Linked DNA regions of Mus musculus: regions 2 and 3 are each linked to region 1. The links are chromatin loops, found by intact Hi-C in ENCODE. Cell type or tissue: heart. All regions are shown on one strand.

The links. Hi-C counts contacts between places; a loop is a spot of excess contacts. Peaks named below come from ENCODE experiments on the same cell type or tissue, not always from the same donor. Only the 100,000 strongest peaks of a DNase experiment are listed, where the experiment ranks them.
Region 2: it touches region 1 in a loop (2.6-fold over the local background); 5 of 42 quality-filtered maps call a loop at or near these places.
Region 3: a loop joins it to region 1, with 5 times the contacts of the local background. A loop is called at or near these places in 11 of 42 quality-filtered maps.

Annotation. Positions count from the first base shown.
Region 1 is chr11:19,021,170-19,029,169 of GRCm38, forward strand. No RefSeq gene overlaps it. Among named protein-coding and RNA genes, the nearest start is that of Meis1, 6.2 kb to the left of the region's middle. In heart, a CTCF peak has its summit at 3,470 (motif pointing left); DNase peaks (open chromatin) are centred at 5,562 and 6,262; H3K4me3 peaks cover 2,972 bases; H3K27ac peaks cover 5,656 bases.
Region 2 is chr11:18,006,702-18,014,701 of GRCm38, forward strand. No RefSeq gene overlaps it. Among named protein-coding and RNA genes, the nearest start is that of Gm31505, 11 kb to the left of the region's middle. In heart, a CTCF peak has its summit at 4,532 (motif pointing right); a DNase peak (open chromatin) is centred at 4,590; H3K4me3 peaks cover 724 bases; H3K27ac peaks cover 876 bases.
Region 3 is chr11:17,276,903-17,284,902 of GRCm38, forward strand. No RefSeq gene overlaps it. Among named protein-coding and RNA genes, the nearest start is that of C1d, 23 kb to the left of the region's middle. In heart, CTCF peaks have their summits at 3,156 (motif pointing right) and 7,350 (motif pointing left); no DNase peak of the experiment used is centred here.

The DNA of each region.
Region 1 (8,000 bases):
GGTTGACATATGTTCACCCCAAACCTTCAATGGGCTTTGCCTCGAAAGAGATCCGACTGTTTAAAACAATAAAAGGCCCCACGACCCCTCATCATGTGCCTCTGTGTCTCCTCTCTGTGTCCTTTTTGTTTTGACGCTCAAGTTTGAAGCTTTTAGTTTCCCCATCACATCCTTGTGCTCTTTTCTTGCACAAACGCCCCGTGTATCATTTAGAAGATTAATACAGACTTGTGCGTCAAAAACAGGCATGGAAGAGCCTTGAATTACCTCCTGCTCACTGGAAGGAGATTTCCCCGCCAAGTTTAAGGAAGCTGATCTGGCTGGGCCAAACAGCCACTTCTCCGCGGATTATAGAACCTACTGAGCTGGACAGACAGCCTAAAAGCCCTTCCCCAGCTCCAGACCAATGCGGCCCAAACCTGAGTGGCGGTCCACCGCTGCTGGGTCTTGCAGGGTGTGAGTGTCATCACCCCAAGAGGCCTACAGAGCACCGGTGAAATTCCCACGGGGGTGAGGGGGGGGCAGGACACTCAATCCAGACACCACAGTGGGCATGGCTATGTTTACAATCCTTAAATGAATCGCAAGGGAAATCGTCTAAGTGCAATTTAACTGGGAGAAATTTACTGTAAAATACACGTATATGACCTAGCCTTTAAGAGCCCAAGGGAGTTTCAGGCAGACTTAAGTAATGGGCTTAAAGTTTCCTTAACTCTGCGCAAAGGTTTCATGTTTGAACAAGGTCAGTTTTGATAAACTACATATTTTTGAGGCTAGGATTTATTTGGAGTTCCTGCTTTTCAGTAAATTGTTTTGTTTACCGGTCTAGGTGGCAAAGGAACATAAGCACAATCTTCAAAGCAAGGACAAAGCTGTTGGTTTTTTAAAGTGATGTCAGGTTACCTTTAAAGCACACTTTAATTATCTACCAACAGGGTTTCCCTTAAAGGTGAGGATAGTTTGAACTTGTGAGTTTAAAATAAAGCTCTCTTGGTTTTGAAAACTTTCCACTTAAGAATGTGTACCTGAACCTAGTGCTACTTGCAGGCCTTCATAGATTACTTCTGAACAATTGAGCAACTAAAACACTTTTACAATGTAATTACAGTAGTATGAATTGTTTGCTCAAACCTCATTCTGGATAAGGATTTTACAATTAGCAAACAGTTATTACAGTTGGGGCTTGCTGAGAGAAATGACAGATGTACAGAATTGTAAGATAGTAGCCAAAAAAAAAAACCCCAAAAAAACAAAAAACAAAACAAAAAAAAACCCTTCTAGCAAGGCAGCAATTAATCAATCATCTAGTAAAAGGAAAGGTGCAGAGGCAGTTCACGGCATCTCAGAAAGTTACTGTGACATAAATTACTGTGGTATGTGTGCTGTTCTGGATGTGCCTGACCCTAAGTTTATTTCAGATGTTTCCTTTAAAAAGACAGTAGCATTCCGGCTTTTGCAGAACACTAGTGTTCTAGCCGCTGTTGCTGCTCTTCAAGATGCAGTCCTTCTCCTTTCTGTTTTCCTTTCATGGCTCACAGTATCTTCCCAAAGATAGAATGCAGGGATAAGAAAGAGGCAGCCTGAGCTCCTGGTCCCTATTGTTTATCACCTACCCTGTTGGGAGGCCTCTAAAGCAAGCAGTGTTCATCTTGGCTGTTGGTAGTCTCAGAGACATTCCTGTAACTTTTTGTTCTCCTGTGAGGAACTCTCTGCAGAGTTCACATCCTGAACTAGGTTTTTGTTTCAAAAGTTCCCACTGATGAGTCAGACCTAAATTTCTCAAAATTAAAGAGGCACCTCTGAAGGTAAAATGTGTGTGTGTGTGTGTGTGTGTGTGTGTGTGTGTGTGTGTGTATGTGTGTTTGCCAGCCCAACACAAATAAAGTCCTGTTAATCAATGGAGTTTGGCAGCTGTGTTCACAAAATGATAAGTGTTTATCATCTGTCACCTCAGTTTAAGATGCCTGTTAAAATGTTGTGGTTGCTCTTGAGGTTCTCCTGGAGTGTGGGGGCTTGGAATTTGTACTTCAAGAAAAACATTATCAGTTCTCTGCCCTCCAAATACCCCCCCACATTAACATTTGCATTTAAAAAAACAGAAATGAGGGTAGTTTAAAGAAAATGGATTTGAAATCTGGTAGAGATAATGGAGGAATGCTGGCGATAAGAGTCTTTGTGTGATAGGAGAACACTACCAGGAATTTAAAGCTAATGGATGACTGTGAGGAAACTGAAATAAACTATTTAGATGGCTATTACAGCGGGAAACCTGGTTAGGTGATAGGAAAGAGGCTTTAAAGCGCAGGATTAGGAAGGACGTTAATCAAGTGTCCCAAAGCAATCCGGGCCACAAGGCTGGGAGAATTGTTTACCACATTTTGCTTCAAAAAACAAAGACTGTCTGGGTCCAGTTCACAAGTCAATGAGAGGTCAGATTCGGCTCTCTGACCATCACAGGGAAAATGCCTGACTCACTATCTACTGGCTGCCTAACAAAAGTCCAGGAAAAATAAATGTTGGGAGCCTGGTTGCTTTCCTTACTACTTTTCTATTTCAAATCATTAAAATGCTTTGGTCTCTAGAGAGGAGAAAACTACACTGGTTAACATAATTACCAGCTCTGACATTTTCAGAACTTATAGAGGTCTTTTATTAATTAAATAGAGGGTTTAATAAAATATTCCTAATAAAATTTATGGTTGTCTTAAAACTTTCTAAACAGTGCTATAAATTCTTAATAAAATTAACTGGGAAATGAGTTATTAGCCTACACTTTGCCTTCCTCCAAACCTCGACAGGGTCTGCAGAGTGGAAAGAAATGGAGATTTTTAAAAAATATAAGTATTAGGCAAAGCTATAGATTGCCCTAAAGAGGCCCTAACTATTATCTCCTGGTGGCTTTAGCACCCAAAGCACTCCCAAAACTGCACACAAAACTTCAAAAGCATTTCTCTCCTTTACAGCACACTACATATGCATGTGTACACATTTTCATTTAAAACACAATGGTCAGTGTCTGAGCCTCAGCTTTGTGTTGAATATATTAAAGAACATAGAAGTATAATACAAATTCTAACATGAAATTTTGAAGGCCCAAGTTGCAAAGACTTTACCCACTAGAAACTAAGTAAAATTGAGGTGCCTCATTTTTTTCAAAACTTTAAATCTCTCAATTATTTAATTTCCCTACAGGTAGCTTTTAGTTACTAAAACCTGCAATAATAACACGTCTCTCCATTTATAACCATTAATGTATTTTCTGAAGGAAATGCATCTGTTGAGCAGATACACAAAAATATTTTCGTATGACTCCATCTCAAAGTTTTGCAAAGTTAATTTTGTTTTTTTTTTTTTTCTCTCTGCTTCACCGGTGGATCCAGTGCTGTCTGCCTGCCTTTTCTAAAAGAACAGGCCACTGGCATCAAAATAGAACCAAACCTCTCTGGATTGTTCATTATTTAAACGCTTGATCTTTTGTGCCGTCTACTGGACAATAGAAAAACTGCAGCCTTGTTTACTTTAAACTTTTCACTGTCCAGTATTTAGTGAAGGTGGGGGTGGGGAGAGGTGTGTGTGTGTGTGTGTGTGTGTGTGTGTGTGTGTGTGTGTGTTGGGGGTGGGGTGGGTAGGATGAGAGTTGATACTAGTAACAGACAAGAAAGACCCACAGGTCTTGGGACTCACTGTAAAGGTATTATACTCAAATTATGTTTTTCAACCCAAAAGATGCATCCAAGCTACTTGGTTAAAGCACGAGACTAATTATTTCAAATACTGGATTCTCACTTCCTACCCACCCTCTTTTACGATCACTGTGGAAAAAGCCATAAAAGGTGTGACAGGCTCAACCTCTCTGAGAAGACACTCTAGGCGATTGCTTGACTCTGAGTGTGTACTAGCTTGAGAGATGAGCTAAAAGGTAACACCTACCTGGACAGTGGAGGATGCGCACATCAGCGCTTGGCACCCAAATATAATATTATCTGGCAACCAAGAAAGCCACTTTTAGAAGATCAGAGATGAAACTGGCTATGAGAAAATTTTTGTGCACACTCCTTTAGTGATTCCTGAAGCATATATTTAGTGCTACTGGGGAGGAAGAGCAGGGAGGTGCAAGTCTTATAAAAGTTAGACACTTCTTACAGCAGAGGCAGTCTCTGTTCTCTGAAATATTGAAAATACTATATGTGTTTTTGTTTGATTTAAAACTATGCATGGAGCCCTAGCATTATGGAAGCTTTGGAATAGAAAAAAAAAAAAACAACTTTGACCTCTGACATTGATTTAGTTTCTGAAGTAATAGAAATATACTTCAATATATGGCCATATAGAAATAATTTTGTGATTTAAAAAGCTCGATACCCTTTCCAACAATGAAGAAATTGAGTTGGTCTTGGTCAAAGAGCCACAAAACCTTGGTGCAAGGACTCTTCAAACTGTAGATCTGCTTTGCTGAAATCAAGCCAGGAGTGTATGCCAACTTACCAGCGATAACTTAAAAAGCAAAATTTACTTTTAAAGAATATACAATAGGGAAGAGGGAGAGTAAGACATTTTATTGATACGTAAATGTATTTTAGCAATGCTTTTCAAATGTGTGTTTTGAAGTGACACCCTGTCAGAGTGGTTTTAAATATCAGGGTTATCAGAGAATCCAGACTGCCACTGACTACACAGTAAGCATGGATACGACTTGCATGGGAGTCTGAAACCTGGGGTAGCTTTAATTGAGCTCACAGGTAGTAAATGGCTACTATTTTATGAACGACTTAACTCAAGTTTTAAAAATAAACAAAAATCCTACTTGCAATAGCTGGAAAACTTAGAATTTTTTTTCCCAGAAAATAATCACAAGTGAATTCAAGCCTGATATAGTCCACACTGGTAATGGAATTACCAAGTGCTGGAAGAGAACTGGCTGGTGCAGACGCAGCCAGCAGTTGCAAACATTTACCTTTGAAAGCAACTGGATGAGGCTGATTGCCCATGCTTAGCATCGGTATTACACCGAATAAAGGGGCAGGTTTTGTGCGAATCTCCAGGCAAAAGGGTGGTAGTGGGGAATGATTATTCAAAAATAAATATTTTAACATTTCATTGAGTCGTCTAATGAATAAGAAAATCGTCGAAGGCTTCCTGCAGCTCAGAGAGAATTCTAGCGGTGCGGAAAAACACTAGGAGAAAAGAAGAAGAAACTGAAGGGTGCCTGCTGAGCAGTTACTCATTTGTGACGTACTTTTCTGTGCCTTTATTGAAAAATGAAAAATAAATACCATCTTTCCTTGTCTTAAAAATAGCTTCAGACTACGGTTATGCTTGCTGAAAATCACATTGTCTAAACAACTTCTGCATGGTAGGGTCCGTTTGAAAACGGGAGGAAAAGTCTACAATCTTGCAGGCTCCCCTCCTTCCAGGTCCGAAAGGATAATTTCTCTCACAGGCGCTTCCTTGGCCACTTCCGGGAATATGGGGTGGGGGCAGTCACCGTATCCCTCCGCCTGTGCGGGTACGTGTCGCCAAGCCTCAGTGGCCTGCCTGCACTCCTGGAGTGAGCATTCCCTGGGATCGGTGGGGTGCCCGAGGCCACGGGATTTGCAAGCACAGGGGATAGGAGTCTGTGCACACTGGGCTGGGTTCAGGGGAGTTCTGAGTCCTTTGGGGAGAGGACGAGTGGCCAGAAAAGGTGGAAAAGATCCCTTTGCAGGTAGCTGCCTGTCGGGTCCCCGGCCACTCTGGACAGCCATTCTGTGGGGGACTTGAGGGGGGGACTGAGGGAGCAGATCCCGTCTAGAGGCTCTGGGTAGCCCGCCCGGTGCAAAGCTCTTGGGGACACAGGGACACCGCGCGCGACTCTGGCAATAGCTTCCACTGCTCGAGGCTGAGTGTCATAAGGTGCCTTTCTTCCCAGCTAGACTGAAGGATTCCTGAGCTCTCGGCCTGGGGTCTGATTCTAGAAGCTTCTGGCCTTTGTTCACGGACAGTTTTTCCTTCGAGGGGCATTCAGGCGGTCAATAGGTCCTGTAGGTCATGTGCTCGGTGATCAGAGAGCCTCGGAACATGGAGGGACCCTTGTGCACGCTCGGAGGGAGGAGCTGAACTGAGTTAGGGCTTCAGGTTCTCAGAAGAGCCGCGTGGAGATTCGCGCGTGTCCTCACTTCAGCTTCCGGCCGCCGCGAGTGGACGCGGAGGGACCTAAGGGACCGGGGAGTCGAGTCGCACAGCGCCGCGTGCAGCGAGCGGAGCGGGCGGGAGGAAGGACTTCAGGGAACAGCAGAGCCGGGCAAGCGAGGGCGGGGCCAGGCGCCGTGGGACCCTGGACCCAGAGACTCAGAGGGCCTCAGACTCAGAGTCCCGCTTAAAGCTGGAGTCAGACTCTGGCTGGGCTCGTCCCTAGACGCTGCCACGGCGGGAAATGAGCGTGTCCCCTTCCGCGCGAGATCCGGGTCAGGCATTTGCAGGATGGCACGTCCACCTTTCGAGGTGGGCAAAGCTGTGTGGGCCTCCATGTTCACATTTAACAGATAGAAATGTCCTTGGGGCAAGGAAGCAAAGGAAAATATGTTGGAGGGGCAGGAGCTACTAATACTGAAGGCTGGGCTAAGACTCTGGGAGAAGCCATTGCCCTCCTTCAAGCAGTAAAAAGTCACTCAGTGCCCTAATGACCTGGATGAAAGATCTGCTTGGGGGTCCCCTTTTTACAGCTGTTCCTCCACAGCTGAGCACTTCAGAGCTCAGGTGTCAAGGCATTTATAAGCCCATTTCACAAATGCACAAGCAAAGATCCAGAGAGTTTAAATGACACATCCAATTTCTTCTCTTTTCTATGTGCCTCAATGTTCTTTTTAAAACCCCCCCCCCCAATTTATTTAAAAAACAAACAAACAAACCCACACCAGAGATTTTGCTCTTCTCTCCTAAGAAGACTGGAGGTAGGTATATGCTGTGTGCTGGCAGAGCATGGCCTGGATAATGATGTGGAGTTCTAGCTTGGTAGCCCGGACTCCATCATTGAGACACTTTCTGTGAGCCAGGAACCCCCTAGGCTGCCTAGGAGGAGGAAGGTTCAAGACAAAAAAAGAGACTAAAAAGAGCTTGTAGATGACAGCAGGAGTCTTCCAGGGCTTGCCCCGTCTAGGACAACCTCCCCCCCCTCCAACCTCCCCCCCCCCCAGCAGCAGCAACAACCAAAAGCCTTCAGGCTTTTCCATGGACTTCCTGGACTCCTACTTATTCAGTTCCCTTGGGACAAGGAAGAAAGGAGCCTGGAGGGTTTGAATAGATGCCAAGACTGACTCTAGGGTCAACTGGCCCGGGTCTGGTCACCCACATAGCAGGGACACTCAAGACATCATTTACTCCTGTACCACATGACTTCTAACCCTGTCCCACTAGTAGCTTGTCTTTAGGAACTCAAACACAAAGGAACTCAAAACATCATAGATTTCAAACAGACATAATATCTAATTGGGATGCTAAGATCTAAACCTTACAAAACTGTATTGTATTCTCTTTCCCTGAACCCCACTGCCCACCCCGTTACTAGAACACTGTCCAAGGGAGGCCAGGATGCGTAGTGAGTTGGTAGTGCTAAAATCCTTAGCTGAGCTTCAAATTTTGTTCCTAAAACAAAGCAGTTATTTATTTCTGTTTTATCTTCACTTTCTGTTTATCTCTAACCTTTTAGTATAAGTTTTGGTTGCCTGGGATTTTATCTTGGATGTTCGGGAGAAAAAAAATTGCAGTCAGATATTTGGCCATTTCTTAAAAATCTATACAGCTTTCTGTTTTGTTTTATTGTTTTTGTTTGTTTCTCTATTTGTTGAATAGTAACAGAACAGAGTAATAGCCCAACACTCTTTGGAGCTAAAACTTCAGTACTATTCTGTGTCACTTTAAAGATAGCTGCTTAGTCACGTCATATATCCTGAAAGGGCTTGCAGAACCCAGAACTTGGTGGGGCACTCACTGTACTGCTTTATGTGTGATCATTTAGTGATGTT
Region 2 (8,000 bases), 1.0 Mb before region 1:
GTACTCACTGATAAGTGGATATTAGCCCAGAAACTTAGGATACCCAAGATATAAGATACAATTTGCCAAACGCATGAAATTCAAGAAGAACGAAGACCAAAGTGTGGACACTTTACCATTTCTTAGAAATGGGAACAAAACACCCATGGAAGGAGTTACAGAGACAAAATTTGGAGCTGTGACGAAAGGATGGACCATCTAGTGATTGCCATATGCAGGGATCCATCCCATAATCAGCTTCCAAATGCTGACACCATTGCCTACACTAGCAAGATTTTGCTGAAAGGACCCAGATATAGCTGTCTCTTGTGAGACTATGCCGGGGCCTAGCAAACACAGAAGTGGATGCTCACAGTCAGCTATTGGATGGATCACAGGGCTCCCAATGGAGGAGCTAGAGAAATTACCCAAGGAGCTAAAAGGAACTGCAACCCTATAGGTGGAACAACAATATGAACTAACCAGTACCCAGGAGCTCTTGTCTTTAGCTGCATATGTATCAAAAGATGGCCTAGTCGGCCATCACTGCAAAGAGAGGCCCATTGGACTTGCAAACTTTATATGCCCCAGTACAGGGGAAGGCCAGGGCCAAAAAGGGGAAGTGCGTGGGTAGGGGATTGGGGGGGTGGGTATGGGGGACCTTTGGGATAGCATTGAAAATGTAAACAAGGAAAATACCTAATAAAAAAAAAAAAAGAAAGTTCCATGCACTACCTGCAAGAAAACTCCTGACCACTACCCTGTTACTCTGCCTTGAAAAGCACTATATATTTCAAACTCCCTTTTGCAATAGAGTTTGGGTACACTGCAGTGTTTATTAAAGGGTGGGTGCTGTCCCATTAGCAGGCAGTGAGGCTTATTCAATGGATAGCAGTCAGAAATGTATGACAATTGAATTATACTAGACCAGGATGTCCAGGGCAAATTGCACATACAAAGGTAAGCATTCTTTCATGACAGTTTGTTTCAGTAATGTATGTGTGCATTGGTTTCTTCACTGTGAGTTTTGGACAGTGAATGGACTGGCAAAGGAGGGCTCCAGAGCAGGCTACATTTGGCTTCCAATATCCAACTCATTGAAAACTGCATGCAAAAGAGCTTGCATTAATCCACTCATTCTCAACAAGTCTCTTGAAACAGACAAACAAATAAACCAACAGCAATAAAGACCTTTTTCTCCTGCTCCTGTCCACAGGAAGCCCTACTTTTCTCCTCATGTGTTCAAACTTAGGGAATCACACAGGAAGGTAGTGAAGGTGACTTTATGTACTATGTATGAAGTCCAGTGGTTGGCTAAATTTAGACTGAGGCAAAGCAAGTGCTCTCTAAAGCTACAATAGACGGTGTCTTCTGAGCTACCCAGTCCCAACAAATAACTAGGACCCTATTTTGAAATTTCTTATTCATTCATCCATCCACCCATCCATCCCATCCATTCATTCATTCCTTTTCAGATTCGTTGTTTATTGTTCTGGGACAGTATCTTGCTATGGTGCCCAGCCTGGTCTCAGGTTCACAGTCATCTGGCCTCGGCATAGACCTCTGCCACCCTGCCCAGCTTCCAGCCTGGAGCTTTAGCTTTTAGTCACGTGTTTGAGTAGGAGCACGGATTACTTTTAGTCCTGTTGCTGAGCAGATCTGTGCTATTGTGGTTGGCCAGAGAACAGCTTCCTCTTGGCAGATGAGAAACTACCAGAGCTCAACATGAAGGCTCCATTGATGACACCACACCTTGCCCTCCAGTCCGGTGCGTGTCTTTGATATTCCTTGCTTGGATTCTTTTACTGTGCTGGATGCTCTGCTGGATTCCAGGGAGAAGAAACAAAATAGGAAGAGACTGATTTGCCTCTTCCGGGCCTTTTCTCCTTCCTACTCTTTAATAAACACCCATGGATATACCAGAACTTAAGAAACTGTCACTAAGAGCTGAACAGGTTCCCTTTGCCAGGAGAACAGATGACAGCATCCTTCTGTTACTGAGCCAGTACTGAAATAAAGAGTACACATAGAGGGACTCATGGCTCCTTGGGACATCAATGAGAGGAGAGGCTCTTGGTCCTGTGAAGGATCAATGCCCCAGTGTAGGGGAATGCCAGGACAGGGAAGCAGGAGTAGGTGGGTTAGTGAGCAGGGGGAGGGGGAATTGGATAGTGGGGTTTTCAGAGGGAAATGAGGAAAGAGAATAACATTTGAAATGCAAATAAAGAAAATATCTAATAAAAGAAAAAATATATATATAGAGAGAGAACCAAAAACCAAAAGAAAAAAAAAACCCAAAACACAAAACAAACCAAAAAAAAAAAAAAAACCAAAAAAAAAACCAAAAAAACAAAGAGAAAGCTGGGAAGTACATTAGCATTTCAGGCTGCCATTACCACAGGGCTTCCCTGAACTCAGGCACCTACAGAAAGGCAGCCAGAGGGCAAAGGTCAGGGCCAAGAGGTAGGGAAGAAAATGTTTTCGTTTTTTCTTTAACTACAAGATGGGATGGATGATGGACACATTGGGTTGGGGGAGTTGGAGTCGCTGCCTTCATTTCTAGGTGCCTAAGTTTACCTCTTTCTATCACTCTAAGATAGAATATTACAATATTTAATTTACAATATTGAGTTTACAATTTACGATACTTGCGTATTACATATTTGAAACACATTGACTTAGGAGTACTCATTAGCTTCAGCTGACTAATTCAGATAACTTAAATTTAGGACAAGGTCCGTCATTTAGTCTTTATTTGTTCTTTTTATGTCTTTGGCTATTTTGCCTGCATGTGTCTGTGTATCACTAGCATTGCTGGTACCCATGGAGGCCAGAAGAGGACCCTGCATTTCTTGGAACTAGAGCTATTGGATGGTTGTGAGCTACCATGTGGGTGCTGGGGATCGAACCCAGGTCCTCTGCAGGTCAGCAAGTGTTCTTTACCATTAAGCCATCACTTCACCTCTTACCCTGAAAGCACAGAGGTCAGCTTGTTTGCTGATTTGTTCCTAGTTGCAAATGTGACACGAAGAATTCGATGGAGGACTTTTCCCCTCCTTTTCTCGAATTTTCTTCTTCTGTAATTTCAAAAACATGTCAAGTAAATCATTTGTCTAATATCCTAAATTACGGCAAAATGGCTAAAGATAGGAACATTTTGGACTTGTAAAATTTTTACGTTAAAGTGAAGGTATGAAAACCTGTCAAAGTAATTTTGTTCTATCTAGTCAGTAGAAAGTGTTTGGAAACTTGGACTGCATTTTCTTTACCCTCTTCCAGGTTTCTCTGCATAGATTCTTGGTTTTTCATCAAGAGAAGCTTTAGTCATGTTAATTCACCTCTGTACAACCTGTTTTCTGTCTGATTTTTTTTTTTTTAATGCCCCAGTCACTGGCTCCAGAGCAGCAGTAGGCATCGGTCTCTTTGATTCTCTGTGGTATTTTCCCCAGGATTTCTTCCCACATTGCTGTACAGTAAGATTTCTATTTTATTGAAGAATTACCTACTTTTAGCAACAAAGAAATGATTATCATTACTCTGTAAAAGCAGTAGTGCTAAGAATATTTCTAAGCAAAACGCTATAGAAAAAGCAAACAGTATAAAGTAGCTCTTTCTATTCTCTGACAGACCATGAGTTCAAAAAAAAAAATCTTGTTCTTCCCCAAGTTATATTTTAAAGGGGTTAAGCAATCATTCAGATAATCGGACTTCATTGCTTTGAAATTTTATCAAAGTGTCCTCAATCCTTGAGCTGATATCCAGGTCCATTTTGCCAATCGGATAAAGCCTCTTAGATCTTTTTCCTAGAGGCATGAGTGGTTAACTTGATCTTATTGTGCTTCGAAAGAGTCTGTGCTACGCATCATTTTTCATAAGTGCGATTTGTTGTGTTAGGAAAACTCCAGAGAGACTCCTTGTTAGAATGGATTTTGGCTGCCAAGGGCACATTGCTACTAGAACCTCCTTTGTTTTATAGTGAATGAGTTTTAGAAATGTTCTCTGCTTAACCATAAGAGAAACAGAGCAAGGTGAGGGGGAAATTAGCATATGGGGAAATAAAGACTTTATTTCTCAGATTTGGGATGATTTTAAAAGCAGAAGATCAGGGAAGCTAGGCTTGGTGGTGCATACCTTTAATCCTAGCACGCTAAGGTAGAGGCAGAAGCAGGGGGATCTCTGAGAGTTCTCATCTATTTAAGAAATTCCAGGTCAACCAGAGCTAGGAAGTGAAGCCCTGTCTTTAAATAAACAAGGGTGGGCGGGGGGGGGGGAACTGAAAAAAAAAAAGATAAGAGGAAACTATTAACAAAGACCAGCCCTAAGAAAATTCCTTATTTGGAAGCATTGCTTTCATTAAGACTCTTATTCTTCCCCCTCCCCCTTACGTCTCCTTCTCTCCTCCTCCTCCTTACTGCCCCTCCCTCTCGACCCATCCTTAGAAGGTAAAAGGTTTGAAGACAGCTGCCTCCTTTTATTTTACCTTTGTAAAGGCCAGCGATCCCAAGCGCCCACTTGTATCCAGACCAAGACTCACAGCCTTTGCCTGGAAAGAGCACTAGGTGGTGCCCATTTACTTTGCAGTGGAAAGGGGATTCCCCAGGGGAGCAACTCTGGGGAAACTCATCCGGCCCCAGCCTCCTCAGTCAGTGAGAAGTCCTCCTCTAAGAGGTGGTCAGGAGAATGAATGGTGTCCTGTTTTTTTCTCACTTCCTTAAAGCATACCGGACTTGCCCTTTTAGGACACAGCTTTCGTTTAGAGAGAGTGTGTGTTTGCAAATGTGGGGGTGGGAGTAGAGGGGCCTCAAACATCCCCTTTGGAATGAGAAGAGGAATAAAGGCTGCGCCCTCCATCTGTGTGCATAAACAGCACAGCCCGAGTCTCTTGCCAAGACTGCGGTCCTGCCAGATCATCTGGGCATCACGGTGCACATGCTCGCCTTATTTTTCTGCTTTGCCTATAATAAAGCCGTAAAAAATCGAAGAAAGGTGACTCTTAAATTCTACTTTGCATCTTCACAACAATAATTCTTTGTCAAATTAAATCCTGTTAATTTGAAGATTCTGCATCCCAGTGTTAATTTCCACGCCTACTCCTTGATGGGGTGGCTTTCTACTGCTGGGCTTATTCCTTAAAAAATAAAATCTTCTTAGGCTTGCTGAACAGCTTGTTGCTTTGTTTTCAAGGAGAGTAGGTAACTGGCTAAAATGATGTGTTCTCTGTTTTCCTGTTTTCCCCACTCAAGGGGCTGTCAGATCTGTTTTAAAATGTAGAAACACTTGGAAGTTTTCTTTTTTCTTTGTAAAGATCTGTAGCAACTGGCATAATCATGTTAATTGTCACAAAAATGGGAATAAGAGACAATTCATGTAGAAATATATAAAATATTCATCTTTCTGTGACTCTAGTCCCAAAGTTGAGCTGAGTGGAGCTAAGCCCTCCATGTGTTTTTGTTTTGCTTTAAAGAAGGCAAGACAAATGGTTGTCTCAACATCTGACTAGACTCTTCTAGCAAAACCTGGATTCTGTCACGATGAGGGGAGAATAAGACGTAGTTTCAAGAAGTTAAACTAAGGGCAAAGTTTTCTGAAGCCATGAGAACCACTTCTGAGCTCTTGCTGCCGGGTCATATGTCATGGTATGTGGCAGCTGACTGCTCATTAATTCTATTTATATCAGTGTGAGAACCCACCCCACTGAGTACGCATGTGTTAAAATATTCATAAATTATGTTTATTTAGAACAAATATACAATAAATGCCAAAATAAGAGCATTATTTAACCACCAAACTAGCCGACTACTAAATAAGCAAGGCTTTTCACTGCCAATATGGTACAGTGCACTTTGTTAGACTGTCCTATCCAGTATTTCCTTGAGAATGCTCACCTTTTGTTTTCTCAATTCCACAAAGGAAATAGGTTTCACTGAAAGGAATAGAGTTGGGAAACAAAGGATGCTCTGCTACTGAAGAGCAATAATAAATTTGACTAGAGCAAATGAGAAATGCACTTTAGCAATCTAAAATCCAAGAAAGTGTTCACTAATTCATGCACACTTGGACTGAATCGGGCAGTGTTTCCTGAAAACAAATCAAGTTAAGCAGACCAGATGAACTCTTGATAAAGTTGGCTGAAAAAAAAAATAGAAATTTTAATTATATATATTTTTCTCAAAATAAAGAATGGCTAAAAACAAATTTACATCACTGTGAACTGAATTAAAAAATCAGAACCACGACTGCAGCCTGAATTTTCAAAGTTAGTGCTCTGTAGTGAGACACCCCCGAACAATGCTCACTTAAAAGATGCTGTGAGGCTGACATGGTAGAGGTGTTTTTTCTCTCGGCAAGCTTCCTGAGCAGATAGCCAGCACAGTTGAAAAATGTGAATTCCTTGTTCAAATTCCAAAGCTGTGCTAGATAAAAATACATCGTCTAATTTATCCACTTCATCATATTCTACATCAGCACCATGAAATCATCTGGGACTATTAGCTAATAGAAGCACCATTCAGATTTAACTGAAAGCACGGCCCTCTTAATAGGCAAGCTCTGTTTCCACTTATTTGACTATTTGTAATATTCTCTGAAAGTGTTATAAATGTAAACACTCTCATCAAAAGTACCATTTTTCTAGATTGAAATGTCATTGATACCTAAGGCAGAGTGAGACAGTCTGGACTAACTTCATCATCTCTGCATGTTTACCTTGAAGAAAAGCACACTCAGGCACACCAGAGCAAAAATGAAAATTTTTTTAGTGATGACAATAGAAGTGCACATGAATTGGGTACGTGTTCACTTTAATCAACAGCGAGGGTTTCACAGTGTTTTATTTTCCATTTATTTTTGGAACAGAATTATGTTCACTTATTAAAGAAGTGTGCATCTGAGGGAGATCTTTTCTAAGGCAATGATTTAAAACGTGGAACAATGTATGCCTACCAAAATATTGTCTTGATGACATTTGTAACACCAAAACTAGAAGGTTTTTAATCATCCTGTTAATTTTAATTTAATTTTAATTAACAGGAGCATGGTTAGAAAAGGAAGATAGTGGGCTTGGCCCAGTGGGCAAACTCCTTGGTCTGAAGCATGGGGGCACAAGTTCAGATCTCTAATTCTCACGACTGTAGAGTGGTGTGTGCCTGTAATCCTAGTGCTTAAGGGTTGAGAAAGAGAAAAATCCAGAAGACCCTGCCTAACAAAACTCAGTAGAAAAGACTTCCCACTGGCAACCTCATGGTATCCACATATACCACACGGCATGCACACATGCCTATAGCAAACTCAAGCATCCACGTGCACACACGCACACAATTTAAAAAAAAATAACATTCATTTGATGGAAAATTATGCTGTCAATAAAAATGATGGGTTTATATCAAAAATGTGGGAAATAAATGGCAAGATATGAAGTGGGAGAAAAATCAGAATAGAAGATTAAGTTGTAAGATGATTACAATAAGCTTGTGATGTGCAAATAATAAAAAAAACTTAAAGAGCGCATACAAGTCTGCTTGTCATCATATTAAGGACCAAAATTGATTTTTTACCCATTTTCAAGCTTCTATTATCATACCAAAGTACTTAAAATGCATTTTAAAATGATTAAATCGTTAAGAAAATCAAGAGTTAACTTATATTTTTATCTTAAACATCAGTTATTACAGACTTTTGAGGTAAGTTAGACAATTTCCAAATTCCCACTTCAAAAAAAAAAAAGTTAAACTCTAAAGACGTTATCCGTGTCAAACCTAATACAAATACATTCTATTTAAAAACGACTTAAGTAAACACATTTCTGTACATGATATCAAACTCAATCCCAAAGCATTTTCACCTAGCCATTGTCAACCCCCCCTCCCCCCAGCAGCCTTTTCTACAGAGGAAACAAAGGGCGCATATCAAAACCACCACAAACTCCTTTCATTTCGCTGAGAAGTTTGAGACACACTTTCATGTGAATTTTGGCCTCTGTACAGCACCACTGTGCATCGTTTTCATCTGAGACTTGAACATAT
Region 3 (8,000 bases), 1.7 Mb before region 1:
AATTGAATGGAGTTGTGTTCTGTGTACTAAGATGTTGGAACTTGGAACATTTTACTCAAGTCTAGACATGTAGCAGAACTCTGGAATGTTTGTCTGTTGGGCAGGCAGATGGCTCAGCAGGTAAAAACACTTGCCTCCAAGCCTGATGACCAGCATTTGAACCCTGATTCGACAGGTGGAGGAAGAGAACCAGTTCCTACAGGTTGTCCTCTACCCCACAAACACACACACACACACACACACACACACACACACACACACACACACACACACACACACACACACACACATATATATATCTCCTGCTTGTCAGATGCAAGGCTATGGGTTTATTCTCAGCATGAAAGCTCTGTTTTTATTATTCATAACAATCGACTTGAGCACTCTTTCTCTTTCTTATGAGACAATGACTAAAATAGAATAAATGTTATCTCAGGTATCCAGTTGTCATTGACACAGGTGAGACCCAGGCACAGTGCTTTTCTTTTATTGATATCTGTAGTTAAGGTATAGGTCATTAAGTTTAAGAAACGGCTTACAATGGAACAGGGCACATTCCATCTACCGTTTGCTCTGAATGGGACTTCTGTATGTGTTCACTGGGGTTTGTGTGTCACACTTTCAGATCGGCTACTTTCATTTACCAATAGGCACTGACACTTCACCCATGTCTTCTCACAGCTCAAAGCTGTTGCCAGTGGTCCTGTCTGGATGAGATGTTTTCAAATTCTTGGCATCTTATGCAAAGAATTGAAACAGTCCATACAAATAGCAAGGCACTAAGGAATTTTATTTAAAGGGGCAGTGTAGGAGACTCTGTAAGAGAACAGCAGATGGCTTGAGCCAGAGTGCCTAAGAGCATTGCTTATTGTTTGGGCTTCCTGTTATGGGGCACAGGAGGAGTTGGTAGCTAAGGGGCAGAGTGTGGATGCTTCTCTTGATTGATTGACAGGCTTGGTTATGTAGGCTGCATTCATGGTATGTGTCCTTTCACATGATGCATCTGCTTCTACTCCCGTGCACATATACCATACATAGGCACAATGTGGTAAATCGGGGCTCTCTAAAAGTCCACTCAGAGAGCACAGTTTGCCTTACTGTGTGCATACACCCAAATCCAGTGCAGACTACGTTGGCTTCCTGTCTGCAGTCTCTGGATATGTTCCAGGGCATGTTCTAAATTCTAAATAGGAGGGTTACTAGGGAGTTGCAATGAAAAAGAGACTTTTTTGCAGGGTTGGAAATGAGTTGTATGTGCAGATGCATGGCTGAGGTTGCTAGGTGTATTAGGAAAGTGGTGTGTATAGCCCAAGCTCATTAGGGTCCCAGGTGCCTAAGCTATTCCTGTGCTTGCCTCCATCAAAGCCTCCGGACTTATTGTCATATCGGCACCCATGTGTGAGGACGTGGGTTTGCAGTGGTTAACAAACATCCCTCTTACTAGCCATTGTATTCTCTCCCGTGTGGTCCAACAAACCAGCTAAAGTGGAAGCGATTTTCTACTCACAGGTAAGGTAACAGACATAGACAGATGTTGTCTAAGATGATGCTGAGTAAGACCAGCATGGGAGTCTATGAGGGAGCTGCTGCCCTCACCACTCCTGTCCTGGGCTTAAGCTTTTTTTTTTTTTAGATTTATTTATTCATTATATGTAAGTACACTGTAGCTGTCCTCAGATACTCCAGAAGAGGGCATCAGATTTCGTTACAGATGGTTGTGAGCCACCATGTGGTTGCTGGGATTTGAACTCTGGACCTTCGGAAAAGCAGTCGGCGCTCTTAACCACTGAGCCATCTCGCCAGCCCGGGCTTAAGCTTTTTTAATGAACTACCTGTAAAAGAGTCTTGGTGGAGAACACCCGAGCCTCTCCGGGGAGCCATTTGCTGATTCAGCAAAGGTGCCTTGCAGGTTCAAATCCCCTCTAGGTAGCATTACCTTGGTTCTCCATGGTGCCAGAATTACATGCATATACTAACCTCCAAGCATCATTGGCACCATGTCACGTTGTTGGTACTGTGCTTTGCTATGTTATCAGTAAGGAGGAAATAGAATAACAACTGTAAAACTGTCTGACACTTTGTTCTCCAGCTCAGGCAACTTTACCCATTCAGGAGGCAAACCATATCCATTCACACTCCTCATAAGACATTCCGGGCTAGGAGGACGGCTCAGTGGGTGAAGTTCTTGCTGCACAAGAACTAAGATTTGAGTTTGAATCCCCCAGAAACTTCATAAAGTTGGAGATAGAGTATGTGTCTGTAGCCCTAGCTCTTTTATGGTGAGATTGGAGGTAGAGATGGGAGAAGTTCAAAATCTTGGGGACTCTGGAACACTGCAGCAGGAAACAAGAAAAGAAATCCTGCCTCAAACAGCATGAAGATTGACACCCAAGGTTGTCTGTGATACACACACACACACACACACACACACACACACACCACCACCACCACCACCACCACCATCATCATCACCACTGCCACCGAAACAACAACAACAACAACACTACCAAAACCAAAGTAATTCTTTCTGAAGCAAGAACGAATCATGGCAGATACCCGTAATCCCAAAAGTGGAGACAGGAGGATCAGGGTTTTTGATTATGTAGCAAGTTCAAGGCTACCTGGACCACAAAAGACCTTATCTCAAATGTCACCATTCTCTCAGGAAATTAATCCATTCCTTGGACTTAATGGTTCCCATTCCTGCTGGTCATATAGAACAAGCTGTTTATAGAAAACCTGAGGTCATTGACTACAGTTCATACTTTCAAATCTGTTTTCTATTTAATTTGTTTGTGATTATCATTTGATGGAACAACTAGTAACAATGTAGTTGGGGAACATAAGTGTTTATTACTGCTTACTGTCTGCTCCTGTTTATTGAGTAGCAACTTTATGCCTCAGAAAGGAGGAAGCTAGGTTTCTCTGTGTTCAAATGAACTTAACATACAGGGTCGTTTCGAGCAATACAAAGCAGTATTATCAAATTGAAATTATTCATTAAGGGTTTTTTTTACATTAAAGAAGGATTTTTTTCTTTTTTTTGTCTTTTTTTTTTTTAAAAAAGACTGTGTATGAGTCGTTTTTATGTAGTTACACAGTAATGCTCACCCGTCTGATTTATCACGGTTGCACTTTCTAATCTCGACCACTAGGTGGCAGCAAGAGAACGCAGGTTGCCTGTTTTGCACTGTGTTCTTAAAAACGAAGTAGAAACTATTTTTGGATTTCATGGAAGACAGGAAAAAAAAAGTGATTAAAACTTGATGGGACTGGGTATATATCTCAGTTGCTAGAGTGCTTGTCTGAAATCATGAGCCTCGGGTTTGACACCCAGCACTGTATAAAAAACTGGTGCAGAGACAGGAGGGTCAAGGTCTATACACCACAAAGTGAGTTCTAGGCCATCCTGCATATGTAACACCGTGTCTCAAAATTAAATTAAATTACAGAACGCGTAACTGTTACAAACAATACCCAGACAAATATTGATTGAATATTTGGTACCTTAAGTATCAAAGTTATATTTTATTAATATACAAACCATAACCTAAAATTTTCCTTTAAGAAGTTTCTGTTAGTTCCCATGAGTATTCCCCAGGATTTCTATGAAATCGATTTTTATATTTATAGTAGTAAAGAAAATGACACGCAAGTGAGATAGCCCTCCCCACCCCACCCCTAAAGGTTGTTCAGTAAAGGCGTGTGAACTGGGAGTTTGAACGTCCAGGAACATTGGTAGGGAATTACCTTTCTTTATAATTTACTTTAAACATCATACTTTGAGAAAAATAGAGTTTGATGATTTTCTTACTAGACAGGAATCTGCTTTAAAATGTTACTTCCCGGACAGATTTGAGTAATATGTACATGTTGGTTTCTTTTTCTCTTACTGTTAAAAAGTACTTTGAGGACAGTGACTTAAGGGGGGTGGGGTTTCCTGTGGCTCACAGTTTAAGGCCTTTCATGGTGGAAACATGATGGCTGCAGGAGCTTGAGGCAGCGGGTCACATGGTACCCACAAGCAGGAGGGGACGGGAATGAATGCCACCGCTGCTCAGATCCTTTCTCTACTTATATTGTCCGGATCCCAGACAGGAAATGGTGCCAACCTCAGTAGGTCAGTAGGTGGATCTGCTTACTCTGAGTTCTGCGTTATAGATGCCCCCCCCCCCAACCGCTCCCCCACCCCTGCCTGCAGGCTCGTCCAGAGGCCCGTTTCCCTAGGTAAATTTAGACCCGGTCTACTTGCCAATCAACACTAATCACCACAGTGTGTCCCTGAAGGTTCTACAACACATTTTCAAATGCTTAGCTTTTTTCTGTCTAAGTTGTTTGTGAAACCTCAAGAATGTGTAATCATTTACAGTCAGATACAAAATTTAAAAAATTGCTTTTTATTTTCTGGACAATTGAAATCTCTATAAAAATAGGCCTTCCCATTCTCTCAAGAATTTCAACTGCACTTTAGGATAATCCTTGTTTTTAAATGAACATTGCAATAAAAACCTTGCAAATAAAAAAAAATCACATATTGACTTTAAACAAACCCAGAGTCAACGCATCTCAGCGAGCCTCTTCTACACAGAGTAGCCGTTCTAAAGCATCACGCAGGATCTCAGACTTCCACTCTTGACTGTATCGTATCCACCCCAACCTCTAACAGTCTACAGTAGAGTTAGAAGTAGCAAAACTTTATATCCTCTGACATGGCTGAGGGATTTTTTATTCAGTCCTTCTTATTCCTCTAATATGGAGCCTTTCTTGTTCTCTTTTCTGCATTTATACCTTGCCCACGTGTACATTTCACACACACACACACACACACACACACACACCTGGCTAGATTTCACATATGAAGGAGAACATTCAGTTTTTCTTTCTGAGACTTACTTTGTTTGTTTGTTTGTTTGTTTTTGTTTTTTTCAAGACAGGGTTTCTCTGTGTAGTCTTGGCTGTCCTGGAACTCACTTTGTAGACCAGGCTGGTCTCAAACTCAGAAATCCGCCTGCCTCTGCCTCCCAAATGCTGGGATTAAAGGCGTGTGCCACCACTGCCCGGCTGTCACTTACTTTTTATGTCATTCTATCTCCTGCTTATTTTGTGGTTATATTTTTCTTTAGAGCTGAATAATATTTATACATATGTACATGCACACATGTGCACACATATTACACACAAGTGCATATACATATGTGAATACAAACATTCACTTATGCATACACACATGCACATACTCACGTGTACATGCACACATGCACAAACACATGCACACAAACATGCATATACACATGTGCACATACACACATGCACATACACACGTGCACAAACACACATGCACATACACACATGCACACATACATGCACATACACATATGCACAAACATATAATTTTCATCATGCTTTCACCTGTTCATGGACAACTAAATTGATCCCAGTTCTTTGCTGACCGGAGCAAGAGGTAGCAGGAAGCAAGGGGTGTGGCTATCTCCGTGGTAGGACATGGAGTTCTTTGGGTATATGCCTAAGAGTGAAATAGCAGAGTCACATGGAATTTCATTTTGAATTACTTGGGAAATCTCTAAGCTGACTTCCACAATGGCTGCATTGTGTACACCCCAATAATAGTGAATAGGGGGATCCTTTCTCTCAGCCTCCTCTCCGACGTTTGCTGTCAGATTTGTTGATGCTATAGCCGCTCTGAATGATGTGCATAAAGTAGCTTTGGTTTTCATGTGCCTGATGGCTAGGAGTATTGAACACCTTAAAAAAAGAGAATTAGTATTTTTTCCTTTGAAAACTTTCTATTCAGTTTATTTGCCTATTTGTCGATGGGCAGTTTTATTTTCTTTCCTTTTTTTTCCCCATTTTTTATTAGGTATTTAGCTCATTTACATTTCCAATGCTATACCAAAAGTCCCCCATACCCACCCACCCCCACTCCCCTACCCACCCACTCCCCCTTTTTGGCCCTGGCGTTCCCCTGTACTGGGGCATATAAAGTTTGCAAGTCCAATGGGCCTCTCTTTGCAGTGATGGCCGACTAGGCCATCTTTTGATACATATACAGCTAGAGACAAGAGCTCCGGGGTACTGCTTAGTTCATATTGTTGTTCCACCTATAGGGTTGCAGTTCCCTTTAGTTCCTTGGGTGCTTTCTCTAGTTCCTCCATTGGGGGCCCTGTGGTCCATCCAATAGCTGACTGTGAGCATCCGCTTCTGTGTTTGCTAGGCCCTGGCATAGTCTCACAAGAGACAGCTATATCTGGGTCCTTTCAGCAAAATCTTGCTAGTGTATGCAATGGTGTCAGCGTTTGGAAGCTGATCATGGGATGGATCTCTGGATATGGGAATCACTAGATGGTCCATCCTTTCGTCACACTTCCAAATTTTGTCTCTGTAACTCCTTCCATGGGTGTTTTGTTTCCTATTCTAAGAAGGGGCAAAGTATCCACACTTTGGTCTTCGTTCTCTTGAGTTTAATGTTTTTAGCAAATTATATCTTATATCTTGGGTATCCTAAGTTTCTGGGCTAATATCCACTTATCAGTGAGTACATATTGTGCGAGTTCCTTTGTGATTGGGTTACCTCACTCAGGATGATGCCCTCCAGGTCCATCCATTTGGCTAGGAATTTCATAAATTCATTCTTTTTAATAGCTAAGTAGTACTCCATTGTGTAAATGTACCACATTTTCTGTATCCATTCCTCTGTTGAGGGGCATCTGGGTTCTTTCCAGCTTCTGGCTATTATAAATAAGGCTGCTATGAACATAGTGGAGCATGTGTCCTTCTTACCGGTTGGGGCATCTTCTGGATATATGCCCAGAAGAGGTATTGCTGGATCCTCCGGTAGTACTATGTCCAATTTTCTGAGGAACTGCCAGACTGATTTCCAGAGTGGTTGTACAAGCTTGCAATCCCACCAACAATGGAGGAGTGTTCCTCTTTCTCCACATCCTCGCCAGCATCTGCTGTCACCTGAATTTTTGATCTTAGCCATTCTGACTGGTGTGAGTTGGAATCTCAGGGTTGTTTTGATTTGCATTTCCCTGATGATTAAGGATGTTGAACATTTTTTCAGGTGCTTCTCTGCCATTCGGTTTTCTTTCCTTTTTTAAGAACTATTTTTAGAGAACAAAAATATTTCGCTTACTCGAAAGCCCGTGAGTTACCAAACCAAACCAAACCAAACCAAACCAAACCAAACCAAACCAAACCAAACCAAACCAAACCAAACCAAACCAAACAAACGAAAAGTCAAGTACAGATCAGAAGGGCTACAGTTGTCCGGGGGCAGAGCGAGGGGAGGAAGAACAGCGCCCCCTGCTGCTGCTCCCTGCAGATGCAGGACAACGTTTCCTCCCCTCTCGAGCACCATCATTGTTGTCTCTTCCGGTTTGGAATCCTTAATTTCATTTCTTTAGAAAGTGTTTATTTTTTATTTATGTGTGTCTGTCTGTGTGAGTGTATACCAACCACACTTATTTGGTGCCACGGAGGCCAGAAGAAAGCATGGATGGCCCTGGAGCTGGAGTCACAGGCATTGAGCGCCACCCTAAGCAGATGCTGAGAAAACAAATTCAGGTCTCCCCCCAAATCAGCAAGTGCCCTTAATCCTGGATGCATCTCTCTGGCACTGATTTTATTTTTTGTAGCAATGTGATCATAGTTTCTGTGCGTGTGTAGTTTTGGTTGCATGTATAATCTGGGCCCCTGAACTGTATGCCATTTGGCCCCGTGACCCGCATCACGCATGTACCAGGAAGCAATGCTGGTTATTATTTTTATGGCTATGTTGTTTCATCAGATTTGACAATCTGATCTTTCATCACTGGTTTCTATACCACATCTTCAGGTAAATATCTCAACAGACTCTTTTCTAATAAGAACTATAGGATATCAGAAAGACTGATAACCACAGAATTCCAGCTATTTTGTTCTGTCTGTTGACTTTAAATAAATCACTGAAGCTGTGTGTAGTCTCCATCTATAAAGGG